2 separate regions of the Mus musculus genome follow, and region 1 is linked to region 2. Evidence: chromatin loops called from intact Hi-C (ENCODE). Cell type or tissue: heart. All regions are shown on one strand.

Evidence for each region. A loop is a pair of places that touch in the nucleus more often than their neighbours do. Peaks named below come from ENCODE experiments on the same cell type or tissue, not always from the same donor. Only the 100,000 strongest peaks of a DNase experiment are listed, where the experiment ranks them.
Region 1: it touches region 2 in a loop (14-fold over the local background); 3 of 42 quality-filtered maps call a loop at or near these places.

Annotation. Positions count from the first base shown.
Region 1 is chr13:5,346,919-5,349,418 of GRCm38, reverse strand. No RefSeq gene overlaps it. Among named protein-coding and RNA genes, the nearest start is that of Gm40659, 89 kb to the right of the region's middle. In heart, no CTCF peak of the experiment used is centred here; DNase peaks (open chromatin) are centred at 1,308 and 1,708; H3K27ac peaks cover 554 bases.
Region 2 is chr13:4,770,684-4,773,183 of GRCm38, reverse strand. No RefSeq gene overlaps it. Among named protein-coding and RNA genes, the nearest start is that of Gm40658, 46 kb to the right of the region's middle. In heart, a CTCF peak has its summit at 1,550; DNase peaks (open chromatin) are centred at 613 and 1,533; H3K4me3 peaks cover 853 bases; H3K27ac peaks cover 1,580 bases.

The sequences.
Region 1 (2,500 bases), 580 kb before region 2:
TTGCAACCCCATAGGTGGAACAACAATATGAACTAACCACTAACCCCAGAGCTCCCTGGGACTAAACCACCAAAGAAATCACATGGTGGGACTCGTGTCTCTAGCTGCATATGTAGCAGAGGATGGCCTAGTTGGTCATCAAAGGGAGGAAAGGCCCTTGGTCCTGTGAAGGTTCTATGCCCCAGTATAGGGGAATACCTGGGCCAGGAAGTGGGAGTGGATGGGTTGGGGAGCAGGGGGAGGGGGAGGGTATGGGGATTTTTTTTGAGGGGATAACTAGAAAGGGGGATAAAATTTGAAATGTAAACAAAGAAAATATCTAATAAAAAATAAAGCTATACACTATAAAAATTTAAATTGATATATGATGTCACAGCTAGCTTATACATGTTAATATGCATCCAACTGAGAGAATGAACTACTAAAATGTCTCAGGTAAACAGAATTGACACAGTTCAGAAAAGCGTTTTGCTGGATTTGTTAAGTCCCCTTTGACTAGACATGTAATTTGTGGGAGGATGACTATTTGAAATGTATGTTCATATCTACAACTATTTTTCTGTATTAATGGAAAGATATATTTTTATTTAAACTGTGAATTAAAAAATGATAAAACACAAATATAAATGTATGTATATTTATTTATTTATAATGGTAAAATTTAGGAGTATTTAAGCAGAACTAAGCTACTGAAGACACATTTTAAAAGATCAAAGCTCTGCAAATAAACACACATGATAGCCCACACATGTGTCTTCTTTCAAAGTGAGTCTGGAAGCCAAAAACACTTTTGTAACTGTAAGATCAAATATATTTCTTGCACCAAAACTCATTCTGAAAATTGTATGTTGGTTATAAAAACAACCTGTTATAGAGAAGCAAACTCAGGAGGAGCAACTGCCTTGATATTTTAAAGGTGAACTTATGACAGCCAAAACCTGGAGCAGGAAGATTAAAATGCCTTTAATTTGATCATTCTTTGCCTGCAAAATGCCACAGACATTATTGGTTTTGAAAGCTCCGGAAATATGTCCTGATGCTTTCAAGCGTCTCATCCTTCTCAGTATACTGAGTATTTCTCGTCCCTTCTTTCCGATGCCCAGCTCCACCAATGTCAATAAAGCACACTGTCTGCTTTAGTCTGGGAACCATTCACTCTCTGCACTGTCTTCTGCACTCTGGCCGAGATAATGCATCTGGGTCTCCTTAGTGATATTCTGAACACATTTTTGCTCTCTTCCACCCAGAGCACATACTTCTGGTGGAATTCCTGTTGTGTGGGAGGCCAGCTAAACTGCATTCACACACTGGCACTCCCAGATGTGTCCTTGCTGGATTTATTCCAGTCCCTCTGTCTCAGCAGCCAGACATGTGTTGCTTAAGTCTGATCTTCAGTATCTGAGCCTGACAACCACAGGAGCCTTTGTGCTGTTTATTTATTTGATGGCTGTCTGTCTCTCTCTCCCTTTCTCTCCCTCTCTCTGTCTCTCTCTCTCTACCTGAGTGCGTGTTTCCTTCTTTTATATGTTCTTGATTCCTTCTTTTCTATTAAAATTTTAAAAATGTTTGTTTCCAGGACAAAAAAAGTAAGACTTTTAATGGCAGCCAGGAGATGAGATGAGATGGTGTTTGGGTGTTTGTTTTAGTTACAGGAAGGTCACTACAATTACAACTGCAGGCAGACACCTGCACCATCTGTTTTTGTCAATAAGCCTTTCAAAAGAACACAACACACAGTCATTTCCCATCAGGATGTGTTCTTTCAGACCTGTGAAGAACATTGGCTCACCTGGAACATGACTATTTCTTGAAAGATTTTTTTTTGCTATATTATATGATGGTAAGAATTGGTTGTTAAATGTGAGAGTGGGTGGGTAGGGGAGCAGGACAGGGGGAGGGTATAGGGAACTTTTGGGATAGCATTTGAATTGTAAATAAAGAAAATAGCTAATAAAAAAGGGGGAAATGAGATATATAAAAAAAGAGTTGGTTGTTTGTGAGGAAAAAAGAAATCTTGTCTCAAGTTAAAAGCTTGAATCCCTACTCTGTCTCTCTGTCTGTTCCCGAGTCTGTGTCTGAGTGTGTGTCTGTGCCTGTGCCTGTGTCTGTGTCTGTGTCTGTGTCTGTGTCTCTGTGTCTGTGTCTGTGTCTGTGTCTGTGTCTGTGTCTGTGTCTGTGCCTGTGCCTGTGCCTGTGCCTGTGCCTGTGCCTGTGCCTGTGCCTGTGCCTGCCTGTGCCTGTGCCTGTGCCTGTGCCTGTGCCTGCCTGTGCCTGTGCCTGTGCCTGTGCCTGTCTCTGTCTCTGTCTCTGTCTGTCTCTGTCTCTCTGCCTCTCTCTGTCTCTCTGCCTCTCTGTCTCTCTGTCTCTCTGTCTCTGTCTGTCTCTCTCTCTCTGTCTCTCTCTCTCTGTCTCTGTCTCTGTATATTAGTGATGACTGGGGAAATGGGACAGGAGTTTTGGAGAGCAATCACAGCCATCTAGCCATCACTGTTCAGGCTGA
Region 2 (2,500 bases):
TGTATGTATTAATGATGATACAAGTGGTTGCATTTAAAACCCATAATCTGAGGATTGCCCTCTCTGGCTCTGTGAATACTGAAATATTATTTCTACAATTGGGTTCAATGCCCAACATACGTTAAATGGTGCAAGGTGGTATCATGTCTCTAATCCTCACAAAAGAGAAATAGCACATAGAGGATTAAAAGGTGAAGACCAACCTCAATAGGCCAGCCTGGATGGCATGAGATCCTTTCTAGGCAAAGTAAACATACAGTACTAGTTACTGTAACACCTTCTTCCAATACTTGCTATTTTTTTTCCTTCAACTTTCTGAAAAGCTACTGTTCTTGAGAAGGAACAAGAAAGAGCTGTATATGCAGGTTCATAATGCTGGCTCCATTAACCACTCTACTCTATAAGCACAATGAAGTTAGACTTTCTCCAAAGCACCCCTTTGGCTTCTTGGGGTGTATATGGCCCCCGAGGGCTTTGTTTTAGTTCTGGTCTTGTGACTCACAGGTTCAACATGACATTCTCCTTATTCTGCTCCTGTCTTTGCTGTTTACAGAACAGCAATGAACACCTCTCCTGTTCCCAGCCTGAGTTAGCTCCAAGAATCTCATACTCTTCTTTATCTGTTCTTGGCTGACACATGGATTATCTCTTGTGTCAGCTGCAGTTGCCAGTGTGCCTTGGCAATGTGAACTAAGCTGAATTCATATGACTCTGAGAATAGAGTTGGCTTGAACTCCCTATTACCAAGGTTGCATCACAATCCAGTATATTCATACGCCTGAATGATCTGAGCACTGTTGAAGAATCAAATCCCATTTCCTTGTAATATACTGGCCTTCTATCCAGTCTCCACTTCTATCTATAAAACCACGTGTAGAAACACATGTTCACATAAACGTATATTGGTTTTGATTAAATGTTTATTCAACCGCCACCGTGTCTTATAGCTACCTATCATTCAGAAAAGAAAATGATTTCACAATTGTAAAGTGCTACCTGGTAGGTTGTCTCTATGCCTTTTCTTCAATGTTCCTTAATTTGTCACAGAAGAGTTTTGACTGAAAACTTTAAAATGTTTATTTAATTTTAAAAGCAGTCTAAATAAAACCATTTTGAATAATTTAAAGCATGTTTGGCATAAGAATGACACAAATAGGCATTAAAAAAAAATAACCCTCAGGCACCTGCATATGACCTCAACTATGCTATTTTTCCCTCCTTGCATTTATGACTTCTATCAGCATTTCCCAGATTTTCCTCTTCCTGTAAACATGAGCTGCCAGACCATTTAAGGAAGTTAACTCAGAGCTGACTCTCCCAGGATCCTTGTTTTCAGAAGAAAAAGGCAAATCCTTTGCCCTAGTTGCCCCTGCCCCCACTCCACTCCACCCCACTCCACCCCACCCCACCCCGCATACCAAATCCAAATAGCTCTTGGGACAGGACAAACCCACTGTAAGAAGTAAACACTTAACAGGAAGTCTCACATAGCAACAGTCTCCAGGCACTAGAGGCATGAGTCATGCTGAGCACGCGGACCACAGCGCCTCTCCAGGGTTTACCAAGCTCTGACTCAAGAGTGGAGTCCAATTACAGAGACATTTCACAGGGCTCAGCACACTGGTGATGTCAGCTGATCCAGTTACAGTTGGGGGATCAGCAGGATTCAAACAAGAGGAGTGTTCATTCAGAGTTCCAGTCAGAGATTCCAGAGGCCCTGCCAAGTAAATGGAGGTTGCAATGAAAAAGCCACCTATAATAGAAAGTACTGGAAGTCCCGCTTAGCTGTTGCCTCAGGAGCAAACGGATCCCTGTCATTATGCGATTTGTCACTTCAGGGTAGTGTAGGGAACACCAGACTAGGTTTCACTGACTTCTTGGCTTTCTTGACATCTATGTGTTAAAAGATCTGCTGGAGGAAAGGGTCTATTTTTACTCATCATTGCTTCTCCATCTGTTTGCTATTTTCTATAAACAGAGATTAGCGTCCTGCGCGTGAGCCTATTTTAATCAGCGAACTAGCAGAGCCAAAGAGTAACAGGACGATATGAACATTCTGTTTCACAACAGAGCTTGCAATTCCTGAAGGACCTTCAAGCTATTCAAAAGAGGACAGCTTTAAAAACAATAACCGTGAAGGAGCATTACATCAACTTTAATGAATACATTTAATGAGTAATACATATATATCAAGCACAAATATATATATATATATATATATATATATATATATATATATGTGTGTGTGTGTGTGTGTGTGTGTGTGTGTGTGTGTGTGTATGTGTATACACATGCACAGACACACACACATATACACACACACAATCTTAGGAAAAATATTCTCAAAAAATTCTTACCATACTTTTTTGTTCTGTTCTCTTTCTATATGCTTTAAGAGCAATTTATGAATAAAAGCCCACAATAATACTGTGCTGAACACAGACTGATCTCACATTCTTAAATAAAGATACTTGTGTTATGTGTTCTTAAGATGTCCATA